Linked DNA regions of Homo sapiens: region 1 is linked to region 2. Evidence: chromatin loops called from intact Hi-C (ENCODE). Cell type or tissue: mammary epithelial cell. All regions are shown on one strand. Links, peaks and the distances in the headings refer to the core of each region. The heading gives the core; the rest is flanking DNA.

Region 1 (8,313 bases), core at 53-8,052, 74 kb after region 2:
ACCAACGACAACAACAAAATTCTAAAGCAGACATCATACTTAATGGTGAAATATTCAACACAAAAAACGGACAACCCAGGGTAAAAATGGGTAAAAGACTCAGGCACTTCACAAAACAAGACACCCAAACAGCCAATCAACATGCAAAGTTGCTCAACCTCATTGATAATCTGGAAAATGTAGATTTAAATCTCAAAGAGGCCGGGTGCGGTGGCTCACGCCTATAATTCCAGCAGTTTGGGAGGCCAAAGCAGGAAGATTGCTTGAGGTCAGGAGTTCAAGACCAGCCTGGCCAACATGGTGAAACCTCATCTCTGCTAAAAATACAAAAATTAGCCAGGCTTGGTGGTGGGTGCCTGTAATCCCAGCTACTCTGGAGGCTGAGGCAGGAGAATCCCTTGAATCCAGGAGACAGAGGTGGCAGTGAGCTGAGACTGCACCACTGCACTCTAGCCTGGGCGACAAAGTGAGACTCTGTCTCAAAAGAAAAAAATAAAAAATAAATCACAGAGCTCCCACTATACACCCAGATGACTAAAACCCAAGAGACTAGCACTACGCGTGCCGCGCCCGCGCCTCCTGCTGCCGCTGTGAGAGCCGTGTGCACGGCAGGGGAAGCTGGTCTGGCAACGCCAGTCTCCTCAGGTTCAGGAGCCGCGGCCCCAGCTGAGCCATCTCGTGCACATGGAAACCAAGGGACATCCAAGACTGCTCATGCTGGAGGATTCACAGCAGCCTCAGAGGGCAAGGAGCTAAGTGTTCAACAGGACAGCAGGTAAACTGCAGCGGACAATTCACACAACCAATTCTATGAAGCATCAAACATGAATGTATAACAGCTGCACACAAAACAAAAATTTTACCATGTTGAGCAAAACAAAAGAATGTGTGCTGCAGGTCCATCTGCATCAAACTCAGAACAGGAAGCTGAATGGCAGGCTTTAGCGTGCACGCCAGATGGTGGGTCCACGAAGCACCAGCCACGCTTCCCCAGTGGGGGACACGGGGCCACTGGGTGCCCCTCCTCCACCCACATGGTGTTGGGTGCTCACTCACACCATGGGAACAGGGAGCTGTGCTTCTGTACAGACAGGACAGTTCTCAACAAGAAGGCTGACAGAGAAGCCAAGTTGGTTTTCATCCCTGAATTTATAAACTGATCAAATACCTTGCATTCTACAAATAAGCTAATAAATAAATAACTAAGACAAAACCCACCCTGACTTCTGCTCCCCCACGAACAGACTTACTCTGCTTAGCCTAGAGACAGCCAGAGACACGGAGGTTTTAAACTCTTCTGGGTTCTTCTGTGCTAAAGTGGTGATCAGACTTGTGGCTGCAGTTACCACACCCTGAAAGAAAACACACACACAAGAGTCAGAACACTTGAAGCTAACCACTTGTGTTCACTCATCTTCCAAAGAAAACCTTAAACCAACCAGCAGCACAGTGGCAGCCCACAGCCACCTCGGCCTCAGGCCTACTCCGAGAAACCTACAATGTTCTCCCAGATGGCACATGCAGATTTTCTTTTTCCAGCTTCTCCTTAAAAACTGGGAAGTTCCGTCATGCTTAGCCCAGATCCCTGCCAGCATCGAAGAGCCAGAGGGCCACGTCCAGCCATGCAGGTCAAGCATGTGGGCTGCACACGCCACCTTGCCTGCTGCCCTCTCCTGGCCTGGCCTCCACCGTCATCTGCACTTGCTGCCTCTGGTTTAATAACGCATGTTCACTGTAGAGGGAGACGCTACCTTTACACTGATCTGAATCTTTACAACCCAGAAGTGAGACTATAGAAAAGAGCAACTGGAGAAGTCCTTTTCCATTCTCCTTTTTGGAAAGTGGCCCTGGCAGTCACTCAACCACCATAGGCTGGATGAGGCCACTAGGCCCAGCACGCGAGTCCTCCCTCCCCGCTCCTCCTGGCCCTCAGTGAGAACAGATTCAGATCCCAGGGCACAAGCAGTCCTCCCCAAAGCACCGGGCAGCCTGTCACCGCTCCAGGACACGGCACCGGGCAGCCTGTCACCGCTCCAGGACACGGCACCGGGCACCCTGTCACCGCTCCAGGACACGGCACCGGGCACCCTGTCACCGCTCCAGGACACGGCACCGGGCAGCCTGTCACCGCTCCAGGACACGGCACCGGGCACCCTGTCACCGCTCCAGGACACGGCACCGGGCAGCCTGTCACCGCTCCAGGACACGGCACCGGGCAGCCTGTCACCGCTCCAGGACACGGCACCGGGCAGCCTGTCACCGCTCCAGGACACGGCACCGGGCAGCCTGTCACCGCTCCAGGACACGGCACCGGGCAGCCTGTCACCGCTCCAGGACACGGCACCGGGCAGCCTGTCACCGCTCCAGGACACGGCACCGGGCAGCCTGTCACCGCTCCAGGACACGGCACCGGGCAGCCTGTCACCGCTCCAGGACACGGCACCGGGCAGCCTGTCACCGCTCCAGGACACGGCACCGGGCAGCCTGTCACCGCTCCAGGACACGGCACCGGGCAGCCTGTCACCGCTCCAGGACAGCCACTAGGGAATCAGTCACTCAGACCTCTTGAAAAAAGACTTTAATTATATAAAGACATTCTCCCATAAATTTTTTTAAAAAATATAAAATAAATGATACCTATTCACTCTGAAGATGTAAACAGTGAGCTCAGGAAGTGTCTACTTGCGTGGGCACGGTGGCTTATGCTGTAATCCCAGCACTTTGGGAGGCCGAAGCAGGCGGATCCCCTGAGGTCAGGAGCTCAAGACCAGCCTGGCCAACACGGTGAAACCCCATCTCTACTAAAAATACAAATATTATCCAGGCGTGGTGGCACTCGCCTCGCCTGTAATCCCAGCTACTCGGGAAGCTGAGGCAGGACAATCGCCTGAACCCAGGAGGCAGAGGTTGCAGTGAGCTGAGATCGCGCCACTGCACTCCAGCCTGGGTGACAGAGCAAGCCTCTGTCTGAAAGGAAATGTCTACTTGAATGACTGATGCAATCCCCCCACCACTCGCCCTGTGCCACGGCTCCTCAGCCAGGCTGGGGTGCACCTACTATAGCACGGCACTCTCCCCAGAGACCTGCTGTGCCTGTGCCCTCAGCTTTCCAAGGAAAATGTGAAAGCTGTAAGAAAGAAATTGGTCTGATTGGTCTTCTTCCTGTATTTCTCGGTGAGCAAAGTGCTAACGGATTTTGCCATGTCCAATAAAGAACTTGTAAGAAACTGCAGGTCTGTAACTTCCATGAGGGCAGAGTCATTCCCCACGGGGCTCCTGAATGTTCACGGTGTGTTCCCCCAGGAAACACGCATCTAGAATGCCCCCTGCAACAGGCTGACAGGCGCGGAGCTCAGCCTCTCATTTAGGACGTCCTCCCCCTGCACTGAGACTGTAAGAGGCCTCTCGAGGGGCACACTCAGGCCCGCGACACGTGGCCCCACCCCTGTGGTGGCAGCTGGTGCCAAAGCGACCTCCGTGTCTCCTCAGTGGCCTCCAGCCCTTGGCCCAGCCCCCCAACCCTTCTCCCCATGGTGTCTCCTGTCCTTGTCCACTCCAACCTGTCTGCTCCATCAGGCCACCCTCAGGCTACAGACCCAAGGCTCGGCACGGTGCCCATGCAGCACTCGGGCCAAATCACCTCCCTCCCCACCACCCAACTCCGGGCGCAGGCCTGACCGCCGACCTTCTGACCCTCACCCACCTGGTCCCGCCCACGCTTCCTGTCCCACTCCACAAGACCTCCCTGAAGGACACATGGGGGAGCTCACTCACTCTAGGTGAGCAAATGACACCTTTCTTGGGGGCTCCTGACTTGAGACCAGAGAAGCCAAGCCTCAGGCCTTCGCTGTCAGAGGTGGAAGGCATTTGACAAAAGCCATGGCCACACAAAAGACAGCTGCCAGGGGTGCAGGTGCGCAAGCTGGGAGAGCTAAGGAGGGAAAGTACTGGGCAGCAGGGAGCCCACCCTGGGGTTGGCTGTGGCGTCCCTTCAGGATGAGTTTCCGTTGCCTATAACCAAGAATATGCTGACTCAAGTGCCTGGTGAAATAAAGCCAGATGCATAAAAATACAAAAAGCAAACCAAGTAGCTGGCGTCACAGAATCATAAAGTATCCAAGGAGAGGTGCCCTTGTGGCCATCTGAGGCAAGGCCCTGCCACCCTGAAAAGCACTCAGGGTGACCCTGCGGCTGCATGGCCATGGAAACTTCCTGCCAAGGCAGGAGCAATGACAGCAGTCCCGGCCAGTCCCACAGAGCGTGCACAGATCCTGTCTGCAGAAGGCCCAGGGGAAAGCAGGCAGCCCCGGTCCCTCAGCAGCCCAGTGACCGGCTGCCATGTGCAGCAGGAGCCCGGGGCCTGCCTCCCTGACCAGGCCCTGCCGACTCACAGCTCCCACATAGCTGCTTCACCCGCACACTCTCTGACGCCCAAGACCCCAACACGCCAACTCTGGGTACAGGCCTGGGGCTGTCAGAGGGCATTTCCTCTTTCCCAGCTTCGGCCTCCTTGACTGCAAAGCGGGAAAATCCCATGACCTCCCACGGTCCACGGGATGGTGGACGACAGCCTCCAGCAGCACCGTCTGAAAGGCTCCCCCGCCAGGATGGGGCTCACGGCAACATGGGAAAGTGGCATTCTCGGCCCTCTATCCTGGATCCTTGTGAACGCGTGACCGGCCCACATGCCTCTCCACGCAGCAGGAAATACTTCCACTCCTGCCAACTCTCACCCTCTCATTCATAGAGCAGAGTTCAGGCAGGACAAGCACATTCTGCCCACATCCACCCCTGCTGGATGCGGTGGACGGCTCTGTGACCCTCAAGCCCCTGAGGCTCACACACTAGCACAGCCCCTCCCCCACACGTGCCTCTCACAGCACCTGAACACACATCACCAAATCGCTGGAAACCTCCACCCTTGGTGTATGCCTATACCATGGGGGCCTGGCCCGTGGAGTAGGCACGAGGATTAGTAAGACTGCACGTTAGAGCCTAGATGAGGGCACAGGCAGCCGGGACACCAGGCAGGAGCTCCGCATACTAGATAGGTGTTTCCAGGAGACACGTGTCTCAGCTGGGGGTGTCTGCAGAGCCTCTGTGCTACCCGAGGGCTTCAGCCAATGCCTGGCCACAGGATGAGCAGAGGCGGAGTCTTACTCATCCAGCCCCAGGAAGGGCCCCCGTGGCCTCAGCACGCAGCCACAGCAGCCCCTGTGACAGCCTCTCCTGGGCATCCCGAGAAGGCGCACCATGGTGTCTTCACAACGGCCATCCCAAAGGTCACCTGGGGGAGCGGGGAGAACCAAAGCCAAGGGTGCTTACCAAGTGCTGGTCATTGAGCAGGTGCACCACTCGGGATGTCCAGTCGCCCATGGGGACAAGATCGGGGGACGTCCTGTACAGGCGCAGCAAGCACAGGGCCGCGCTCTGCTTCACGCTGTCCATAGTGTCTCTGAAAGACAGACGTCAAGAGTCACTCGCAACAGGCTGAAGACAGCGCAGAGCTGCACGGAGCACCCCCCCAGAGCCAGCAGGAGACGCGGGGGTGGGGCTGGCGCAGGGGCCAAGACAGCACTCAGGGCCGCCTGCCGAGGCCGCCTAGGGGGCAGCAGCAGTGTTCTCAGCATACATGGGCCCTGCTCCAAAGGTCTCCCTGCCAACCTTCTCACCACCAAAACCACCAGCCGACCACATGCAGCTCACATTGCTCATTTGTTGTTTGAACAATAGCTTTCTTGTTGTTGTTGTTACAACTTAATAATCCACAATCACAACAGAAATGCTTGGAGGGCCCTGCACCGCCATGGAGCTCCACATCTGCTTGATGATCTTCCCCTGCCCCACGCCCACCCTCACCCCACCACGCCCCACCCTGAACAGTGGGCTGGGCCACACATGCCCTTGCCCCTGGAGCAAAGGGCTTCGGGTCCCTACAGACACGGTGGGAAGGGAGCCGGCCATGGCTCTCCTGCTCTGCTGCCAACATGCTTGTCCAGGGCACAGACGTGTTCCATGCTCCGCTTATCCCCCTTCGCCCTCCTGCCACCAGATTCTGCTAAGCAGCTGGGAAGGCAACAGGGACCCTGGGGTGGACGCTGTGGAGGCACAGCTGAAAAAGGGCCAGTCTCTTCTCCAAGCGCTTAACAGAATCAGCTGGAATCTGCTGCCCCACATGGAAGGCAGAAAAGGGTATAGGGACTACCTGTACCATTTACCTTTTGGCTTTTTTATTCCTAAATCTCCCCCTATACTATTCCAAAAAATTACTTTGAATAAAAAATTCCCCTTCTGGGTGCCAACGCCCCTGCAAGGAGGAGTAGGTATTGTGTCCCTCTTCCGGCCCACCCCATCCTCACCAGATCAGCCCAGAGCAGCAACCGCACACACACCCTGCCATGCGTCCATGTGGATGTGTGGTCGAGGCCACGTCAGGGGTGTGTTCCAGGCGCCAGCAGGGCTGTCCTTGCCAGGCGGCTTCAGGACCCCATGACTGGGCCCCCAGCAGTCCTTCAACATAGAAGAGCCAACCAGGTTCCATGCTTGTGGCTACAAATGCCGACACACGAGGGCGCCCAGCATGCCACACTCCTCAGAGAGGAGGAGGATCCGCCTCCTCTTTTAGGCAGAAGAACACAGTCTAAATCATCAGCTCACACCAAGGGGACGGGGGCCCCACCACTACTCTCCGGTGTCAGCTCACACGAGGGAGACCGAGGACCCCACCATTACTTTCCAGCATCTGCTCACACAAGGGAGACAGAGGACCCCACCGCCACTCTCCGACGTCGGCTCACACGAGGGAGACCAAGGATCCCACAGCTACTCGCCGACGTCGGCTCACACGAGGGAGACCGAGGACCCCACCGCTACTCTCCGAGGTCGGCTCACACGAGGGAGACCGAGGACCCCACCGCTACTCTCCGACGTCGGCTCACACGAGGGAGACCGAGGACCCCACCGCTACTCTCCGACGTCGGCTCACACGAGGGAGACCGAGGACCCCACTGCTACTCACTAATGTCGGCTCGTAAGAGGGAGACCGAGGACCCCACCACTACTCTCCGATGTCGGCTCACACGAGGGAGACCGAGGACCCCACCGCTACTCTCCGACGTCGGCTCACACAAGGGAGACCGAGGACCCCACTGCTACTCACTAATGTCGGCTCGTAAGAGGGAGACCGAGGACCCCACCACTACTCTCCGACGTCAGCTCACACGAGGGAGACCGAGGACCCCACTGCTACTCTCCGATGTCGGCTCACACGAGGGATACCGAGGACCCTACAGCTACTCGCTAATGTCGGCTCACACGAGGGAGACCGAGGACCCCACGGCTACTCTGCACCTCCACGGGTTCTCTTTCCACCAACTCCGTCCATCCCAGCAGAGACACCACCCCACTCTTCTGCCTTGGCCGCTGCCTCCCGTCCCTACCTCTGGCCCTAGGAATGACCTGACCTCCTCAGCACCTACTCTGTCCTTCCATTTCTAGGTGACACACACACCAGCAGTCCTCCAATGACAGCACCTCCTTCCCGAGCATGTTTTTGTTTTTGTTTTTGAGACAGAGTCTCGCTCTTTCGCCAGGCTGGAGTACAGTGGAGCAATCTCGGCTCACTGCAACCTCCGCCTCCCGGGTTCAAGCGATTCTCCTGCCTCAGCCTCCTGAGTAACTGGGACTACAGGAGGGCGCCACCATGCCCAGCTAATTTTTCTGGTTTTAGTAGAGACGGGGTTTCACCATGTTGGCCAGGATGGTCTCGAGCTCTTGAACTCATGATCTGCCCGTCTCAGCCTCCCAAAGTACTGGGATTACAGGCATGAGCCACCATGCCCAGCTTTCTTTTTTTTTTTTTTTTTTTGAGACAGAGTCTTATTCTGTTGCCCAGGCTGGTGTGTAGTGGTGCAATCTCCAACTTACTGCAGCCTCCGCCTCCTGGGTTCAAGCGATTCTCCTGCCTCAAGCCTTCTGAGTAGCTGGGACTACAGGTGAGCACCACCACACCCAGCTAATTTTTGTATTTTTAGTAGAGACGGGGTTTCGCCATGTTGGCCGGGCTGGTCTCAAACTCCTGACCTCAGGCCCGCCCACCTTGGCCTTCCAAGTGCTGGGATTACATGCGTGAGCCACTGTGCCCAGCCTTAGCATATTACTTTGAGTCATCTACTACTTAGCTGGATTTCAACAACTAGCCCTTTTCTTCAAGGAAGGCCCATGGGTACCATGTTACCTGAGCTCTCTGAGGTAGGAGAACCCTGCCTGTGACCTTCATCCCCATGGGACCACTCAGGCACCAGAACACGGGCC
Region 2 (8,313 bases), core at 310-8,309:
TGAACGGTGGCTGTGTGGGCAGGCGGCTGGTGCGACAGGGACTGTGGCCGTGACTCCCACCCGTGATTCCTGGATACCATCGCCACAGAGAAGCGGCACCGGACATGGATGGCGAGCACCTGGTCTGTTCTGCGGGGTTGCGCCCGTCCTTTCAGAGGGCCTCCTGGCCGGCGCCATAACTGGTCTTCAGGGGCCGTCCCACGCTCTATTAACCCGCTGCTCCTGGGAGCACTGCCTGAGCATGGGATGAGTCCTGCTGTGGGAAGCAGCATCGGTGGGGGTGTGATGGACAGTGGGGTGCTGTCGAGTCCGTGGACGAAGCCATGGGCAGGAACAGCAAGTCCACATTCAGAAAACTGCGAGGGCCTCCGTGACAGCTGACGACCTGTCCCTGTCCTGTCTGTGGAGGGCCGGCGAGGCAGGCGAGGACCCGTCCCTGGGGAATGGCACCATGAGGGGACCAGATTGCTGCCCCTGGAGTCGGCAGGGCACTTGTGCTGCAGGGCCGTGCAGAGCCCCCATCCCGCCACATCCCACCTTCCTCTTGGGCCCCTGGGGCCTGCCTGGCATGGCTGCTGAGTGACCGTGGGCGCTGACCTGTGACCGTCATGAACATACCACAGGCCACACTGGCTCTCCCGTCTTCTACATGCCTCCATGTCTTTCACACCTTGACACTTTTGAGGGGCTCTGGGCAGGTGTGTGTAGAACCTCCCCTTGTTGGGGACGTTGGATGTGTTCTTATGATTGAGATTGGAGTTATGCATTTTTGGCCAGGAAACTGCAGAAACCACATGCTCTTCTTTATTTTTGTTTTTATTTTATAGAGACAGGGTCTCACTCTGTTGCCCAGGTTGGAGTGCAGCGGTGCCATCACGGCTCCAGCCTGAGCCTGGAGTGGGGACAGGATGACGAGAGCCCACCGTGCATCCCAGCGACTCTCCAGGGCACACTCTGGCTGTGGCTCGGACACAGACACCCTGGGCCCCAGGGGAAGCCTCAGCTGCATTCTGAGCTCCCTTCTGAGGACAGAAGTCAGAGGACACCAAGACCCCTCCGGAGGTCCCCTAGGGTAGGTGTCGCTCAGACCCCTTCAGCCTCTAACCAGACAGGAGCTGGGGCCTGGGGTCCCCAGAGGAAAATGAGGGGTGACTAATGAGGCTCAGGAGACTGGGGTGGGGGCATCTGACGGGGATGCAACTGGCACCTGGCTTCAGGGGCATTCGCTGATCCACCTGGGGCACCCCGGATTGACCCTGGTCCTTCTTTCCCCTGGAGCAGCGTCAGGGAAGGAAAGGAGCTGCCCAGTCGGGCCACGCTAGATCCCAGCACACAGGCACGCAGTGAAGAAGCCAGGCCACTTCTCAGTTTTGTTATGAAGATCGTTTAGGGCCCATGGTCTTCCCTGAAAGGATCCGGGGAACCTCCAGGGACCTGTGGGCCATGTGGGAGAGCAGCTGAGACAATTTATCACCTGAGACAATTATTAGTATCACCAGGTGAATATCAATGCCTGGGTAGGGAGTTCCCCGGAGCAGGCAGGTGGGAGCTGGAGGAAATGCTGTCAGCATCGCCACCCTTGGCCCCTTCAGAGCTGAAATTGTTAGAAGAGGCCACTCCTGCCTTTCCTGACTATCAACTTCCTCTGTCCAAGATGGGGCTGGGCCCTGGAGGAGACTCACCTGGCCCAGTCCCAGCGCAGGTCAGACAGGCCCCCTGCACCTGTTCCCTGCCTTTTTGGGACCTCAGTTTCCCTGCCTGGTCCCCGGTGGCCTCTCCAGGCTTGCAGCCTGCTGCTGGATGGAGCTGGTTTCGAGGGGGGTGGACAGCAGGTGCGACCCCCAAGCCTGCAGAGGAGCTCGCAGGCAACGCACCAGCTCCTTCAAGGAACAAACAAAGGCTGTGGCTTCCCAGGAAGAGCCAACAGCTGCGGGCCAGGGCGGGGGGTGGGAGGGGAGATAGTCCACCAGGAGGCTCAGCCACCCACCCCGCAGCCTCGCCCTGACTGCGTTTATGGCCAGATCCTGTTGTGGGCGCAAGTCCAGCTCCACTGCCCTCCCTCCTGCTGGCATCTTCCAGGAACTGGCAGGGGCAGCAGGAACCTAGGGACCCAAGAGCCAGGAGACGGCCAGGATCAGCATTTGCTTCTCATTACCGGAGATGGAGGAAATGGGCAGCTTCTCCTGCTGTCCAGATTGTAGGACTGGGGCGGCATCATCAAGAGTGGAATGTGACGTCGTCCAGCTCCCCAGACTCGGCCCTCCCGGAGTCCAGGGCTGCCAGGCTGCCCTCTGGCCCGGGGGAAGTGCCTGGGGAGGATGAAGGAAGCCAGAGGGTGCTGGGGCCCGGTGCCCATGCATCTGTCCATCGCGTTCTGCAGGGAGCAGCCTCCCAGGGACCCCACTGCCTCCCGGATCCCCGGGGGAGGGGCAGATAGGGGCCAGGAGGATGTTTGCCAGGTGGCATCCGGTAGGAAGGTTAGGGTGAGGCTAGCGGTTAGGGATTAGGGCTTGGGGTGTAGGGTTGGGTCTAGGGTTAAGGTGTTGGGACTAAGGGGTTTGGGTGGAGGCTTGGGGTGAATTTAGGGCAGGGGTAGGCTGGGGTGAGGGTAATTTGGGGTGGTATGTTAGGGTCAGGACCCTGGGACCACGCTGGGTCTGACGCATTCAAGGGCACTTTGTCAGCCATCAAACGGGGCAAGACGCTCCACCTGGGTGACACAGAGCCGCACAGCCCTGCACCTGTACCTACACCTGGGGCCCCTCCTGTGCCCACAGGGCCTCCCCTGGTCAGCTGGGAGGGCTCTGCTAGCTGCCTCCTATCCCTAAGTGGACACAGTCCCTGGATCCTTCCCCCAGGGCTGGCCACACCCAGCTGACCACTCCCCCAACTCCCCTCTGGGCCCAGGCAGTCACCAAGGGGGTCAGCCGTCCTCAGTCCTCTCAGCCACGCAGGCCTGGGCCTCGGGTAGGGCTGCAGGACACACCTCCCCTACAGCTGGGCAGGTCCATGGTGTCCAGGCAGCCTGCCCTGGCCCGGCCCCAGGTGGTGCCTGGCATGCAGAGGACCGGAAGGCGGCAAGACCCCCGCTGCCAACGCCCCTCTCCGGCCCAGATAAGGTTCTGGGGAAGTCATTTCTTCCAGGCCCAGCTTCGGGAGGGTTGCAGTGTCCACACACATCTCCCCCTGCAGCTCAACCAGGCGCCACGGGAGGCACCCAAACAGCTGTGGGAACTGCAGGAAGGAGGGGAGGAGAGGGCGGGGAGTGGAGGAGGGAGGAGCTGCCCAGGCGTCCCCCGCGTAGGGGTGCAGGCTCCTGGGGATGCTGGGGACTCCAGGTCCTCACTGGCCCTTCCCGGCTGGCCCGCCTTTGCTCTGCATACAGCTGGCGCTCAGCAAAGCTTGCCGCTGCTGATGGACAATTCCATAGCTCACTCCAGCATATCTGTGCCCCAGGAGACGGTGCCCTCCTGGCCCCGGCCTGTGCCCTCTGTGGCCATTGAGGGCCCCGCCAGGCCTGCGGTCACAGGCGGGGCCAGTGCAGGGAGGAGGCCCTGACCACAGCAAAGGGGTCCGCAGCAGGGGAGGCACCAGCGTCCAAGTGCCCGTGCCCAGGGAGGTGCCACCTCTGACACGGACAGGGCTTCAGGCTTGGGACACAGGTGCCGGGGAAGCAGAAGGGAAAGGGAGGGGGCGGAACCCCGGCAGCAGGTCGGCTTGGTGACTGCACACCCCACGGGGGCAGTGGCTTACAGGGACCCACAGCCCAGGAGGGCCTCACCTTCGGCCCCTCCCAGCAGTAGCACCAACTGCCGTGGCCGCCCACACTACCCTCGTCCCGACGGCCACCCACACCAGGCCCTCCGTGGCCAGCACTCCTGTCATCCACATCCCCATCTTGCTGATAAGCGGGCGGTGAGGACACAGGAAACCCAGGCTGTCACCCGCCCAAGTCCGGAGCCAGGATGGGTCCCCCAGGTGGGAGAAGCCTGGTCTCACCCCCAGAGTGGCCCAGCCTGTCCCACAGCCAGGATCTAATGCCAGTCTCCCAAGGAGTGGGCACAGGGGGGTGTCTGGCCCCCCCTTATGGGGAGGGAACTCTCCATGGGGGGCCAGGAGCTGGGGAGCCTCAGGGGTCACAAGAAGCTGGTGGAGCCAGGGAGCCATGGCCACAGCGTGGGGGCAGGTGCCCCAGGAGGGGGAGGGGAGGGCATGGCCTTGGTTGCTACCAGCCCCCGCACTGGCATTCGGGCAGCATGGGGGCACATTTTGGGCCTGGGGGACTGTGCCATCGTGGCCAGGAGCACCTTGAGAAGCCAGGAGGGCTGGCCAGGGTGGGGCAGAGCAGAGCAGGGCAGGGACAATCTGCCCAGACGTCTCACCACCCCTCAGACACCCCCAGACTTGCCTGGGCCAGGATAAATACGCAGTCCTTGCCCCAAGGCCCAGAATTAGGTACGTGGGTACCTGCATGTCTGGCCGGGTCCCCTGCCTCTCTGTGCAGAATCCTGATGCCCCCTGGCAGGCCTAGGGGTTCAGCAGAAGCAGGTTGCAGCCCCCACACCCCTCTAATGGGCCACATAGAAGGTGGGCCAAGGGCAGTGGATGGGGGGCCTGGGACACAGCAGCTGGGACACTGCCCCAGGACCAGGGTCGGGTCCAGGAGTGGAGAACCCAGGGCAGTGACGGGGAGAGCAGACAGACCTGGGTTGAGATGGTGTCTGGGTGGGAGTCCAGGGGGCCGGGGGCCCAGCTTCCCAGGTGCCAGGGGAGCCCCCGCCCCTGAGTCCTTGGTGAGCTGAGTCTCCAGGGTGTGGTGCTCCCAGCATCCTAGCCAGGCCTTGTGGCTGCAGAGGGACAGAAACCAGGCCCAGCTTCCTGCTGGGGGGGTCACCTCTCCCCAGGGGTCCAGGACACCGCTGCATCTGAAAATGAGCAGGAAAGGGGTGCTCAGTGCAGCCTCAGGGCCTTGGGGACCCCCTTGGATCTTGCCAGCTCCCGAAATGCAGAGAGAGAGTCGGGCAGTGGGGCCAGGGCTACAGCCCCCATGTCTCCTCAACGTCTGCCTGGCTCTGTCTACCTCAGGGAACCAGGGCTCCTCATACCGGACCTGGCCTCTACCCGCCCAGGGCGCTTGGAGCAAAGACTGTGGTCCCAGGTTCCCCGACAGTGGAAGCTTCCCTGCCCAGCCCAAGCCGTCTGCAGCCAGACCAGAGGCTGGTGTGGCACCATGGAAGGTTCCGGAGGGCGAGAGCCGTGATGCTGTAGCCCGCCAGCAGGTGGCACCTGGCACCCGCACCACAGCCCGGAGGAGGGCTGGGCAAGGCGTGTGCTCAGGGCCGTGTGGCCCAGGTGTGTGCCTGCGTGTGCCTGCATGTTGGCAAGTCCGGTGCCCGGGTGGCTCTCAGGCATCTTGGGGAGAACAGTCAGCCCACAGCCGGGCCAGAGCCCTCTGGCCCCATTGATGGGAGGCTCTGGGACAGACAGCACTGAGAAGGGAGAGAAGCTGGGCAGGTGGGGCAGGTGGGGCCACCGGGCAGGCGTGAGGGTGACCCTGCCAAGTGGCACAGGGACGATCTGAGTCCTGCAGGGCCCGGCAGCGCCTGAATAATGGGAGAAGCTGTGTGAGCCGTGCACGGGCGGGACAGCAAGGCGGGCGGGCGTGGGTCCTGTACACACGGGTGTGGGTGTGGCTGAGCGACCACTCGCCCTCTCACATCCCCTGCAGTGAGCGTGGGGGCACTGGCCCCTCATTTCCCAGCCCCGCTGGGCCCACCTCCTGCCTGGCCCTCCCAGGGACTGACGTGTGGCCACCTACCCCTCGAACCGCAGGGGTTGCCTGTCCCCGCCTCTGTCCCTGCACCTCAGGCCCATCCCCGCCCTTGTCCCCGCACCTCGGGCCTGTCCCCGCCTTTGTCCCCGCAACTCAGACCTTTGGTGACACCTGTGGGCTCAGGCGCCACATGGGGCCCAGGACACTGGGGCCGCAGCACATCGGGGAGGGGAGGCTGCAGTCTGGGCCCAAGGGCATCCAGCCTCTCCACTCCCTCCCCGGTGACCTTGGGCAGGCTGCCCCCTCTCTGTGCCTGTTTCCTCATCTACGTGGGTACAGAACCCGTCTCCACCTGCAGTAAATCCAGTGATGGCGGGAGTGTCCCGCCAGCTGCACTCTAGGACCCGTTCGCTACAAGGATTGCACTGGGGGATGCCCTGTCCCCAGCTGGCCCGGCTCTGTCATGGCCTGGACCCTCCCTGCCTGGGCACGTCTGACCCAGAGAGAGGGAAGGCCACCAGGGCAACCCCAGAGGCCTGTCCAGCTCAGAGCCAGCCCCTCCTGCACCAGGGTCCCCTGAGATTCACCCTGACAGGCAGCAGGAAGGCAGGGTGCCTGGTGGCCTCCTTCCCCCAGGGATCTGGGGAGGGTCTGGGCTGGGCTCTTCTTTGACAGGCCGCCCGGGCCCCACCTCAGGCCTGGAGGAAAGTGGAGGGGTCCACACCGTGGCCGACCCTGGGACTGGAGACACATGGGCACCAGGACACGCGAGGCCCATGGGGGCCAGGGAAGTCCCCAGAATCCCCACTCACCACTCTGGGGTGGGAAGAGGCAGGGCCAGCCTGTCGACATGCATCTCCTGCTGTCCAGAGAATGCTCCCGACGTCCCCATTTTCCTACAGAAGAGGACATCCTTGCTGGGAAGCCGGTGGCTGCAGCCAGTCAATGGTGACTCCCAGAAGGTTCCAGGCCCCGCCCAGCCAGAACCCCAGAGCCAGACCTGGGGCCACAGGGCATGACGCAGCTCTGCCTATACAGGGACAGGCAGCTGCCCACGGCCATGGGCACAGGCTTTGAGGAAGCGACAAGGCTCTTGCACCAGCAGATTAAAATGCTGCCAAGCGGAAGAGTCTGTCAAAGCTCTCAAGGAGCAGCTGGTTCAGGGCCAGCAGGTGCTGGGGTGGTAGGGGGGCCCCTTGGCTGCTGTGACGGTGCCTGTCCCTGGCTCCCAGCCCGGGAGCCCCAGCAGTGCCTTGTACAGCCGGCCCAGACATGCAAAGGGCCAGAGCCCGGCACGCGGCAGTGTTGACTGTCATCATTGTTATTGCCATCATCATCATCATCATCATCATTGCTATTATTATATTATCATCAGGAAACTCACCTACATTCTGCAGGCTGTGGGTGAGGCCAAGGAGCAGAGGGCTGGGGGTTGATGTGGGCCGGCAAGGTCCAGGCCAGGAGGGTTCATCCCAGGGATGCCAAGACCCAGCAGAAGGTTAGCAGGGGAGGAGAGACCCTTACCCCAGGGTGACCCCACGGCGGGGGCTGCATGTGGGCACCAACTGGAGGCCTGCGGGAGGCAGGTGTGGCTCGGAGGCTCTTTGGCAAGGTGGGAGCCGGGGGTCCCTTAAGAAGTCCACCTTAAGAGGTCCTCCAGAGTGACCCAGGGAGAACCATTCTCCAACCCACCCACTCCTGGATCTCAGGCTCCCAGGACGCAGAGAGACTCTGAGCCATCTCCCGGGTTGTGCTGCTTGGTTATGGTGGCCCCAGGAAAGCGAATCAAGAGTTGCAGCAATGCTGCCCAGCCCCACGAGCAGGGAAACCAGAGCCAGGAGGTGGCGATAGGGACTGCGGGTGGGTGGACCGCGGGGCTGGGGTGTGTTCTCTTCCTGCTACTCTTCTACATTTTTCCAGGTTTTATTTAGTGACTATGTTCCACTCTGTATTAAAGTATCAAGATTCCATTTCATCAAGGACTAGCATTTTTAGCAAAGAGAGTAGCAGAGGCCAGGATTTAGCAACTAAAAAACTCCAGGAAATATGGGAAACAACATCTGTCAAGACGGTGGACATCAGGCGACGAAGAGAGTGGTCCCAGAGAGACAGCGGGTCCCTCCAACCTGGCTGCTATCCGGAAACGCCATGGCCTGAGCGGCATAAAAGCAACAGACACGCATCTCCACGGCTGCAGAGGACGGGACGTTCAAGATCCACACTCTGGCAGATTCGATGTCTGGTGAGGCCACTCCCTGGTTCACGGACGGCACCTTCCCACTGGGTCCCCTTCGCCTCTGGTAGAAGGGGTGGGAGAGCTCTCTGAGGTCTCTTTTTTTTTTTTTTCGAGACAGGGTCTCACTCTGTCACCCAGGCTGGAGTGCAGTAGCACAATCTCGGTTCACTGCAAGCTCACTTCCCAGGTTCGAGTGATTCTCCGCCTCAGCCTCCCGAGTAGCCGAGATTACAGGCGCCCACCACCATGCCCAGCTAATTTTCATATTTTTAGTAGAGACAGGGTTTCTCCATGCTGGCCAGGC

The links. Peaks named below come from ENCODE experiments on the same cell type or tissue, not always from the same donor. Only the 100,000 strongest peaks of a DNase experiment are listed, where the experiment ranks them.
Region 1: it touches region 2 in a loop (4-fold over the local background); 3 of 110 quality-filtered maps call a loop at or near these places.

What each region holds. Positions count from the first base shown.
Region 1 is chr11:974,237-982,549 of GRCh38, reverse strand. It overlaps AP2A2 (adaptor related protein complex 2 subunit alpha 2), which reads right to left. Exons shown (of 22, transcript NM_012305.4): 5 at 5,326-5,455; 6 at 1,251-1,352. Among named protein-coding and RNA genes, the nearest start is that of AP2A2, 53 kb to the right of the region's middle. In mammary epithelial cell, for the core only: no CTCF peak of the experiment used is centred there; no DNase peak of the experiment used is centred there.
Region 2 is chr11:1,048,235-1,056,547 of GRCh38, reverse strand. LOC124902605 reads right to left here and starts at 6,856. Exons shown (of 4, transcript XM_047427955.1): 1 at 6,774-6,856; 2 at 6,586-6,669; 3 at 4,705-4,925; 4 at 1-2,309. The coding sequence starts at 767. LINC02688 (long intergenic non-protein coding RNA 2688) reads right to left here and starts at 6,668. Exons shown (of 4, transcript NR_160890.1): 1 at 6,586-6,668; 2 at 4,705-4,925; 3 at 2,156-2,309; 4 at 784-1,434. In mammary epithelial cell, for the core only: a CTCF peak has its summit at 5,282 (motif pointing right); a DNase peak (open chromatin) is centred at 5,317.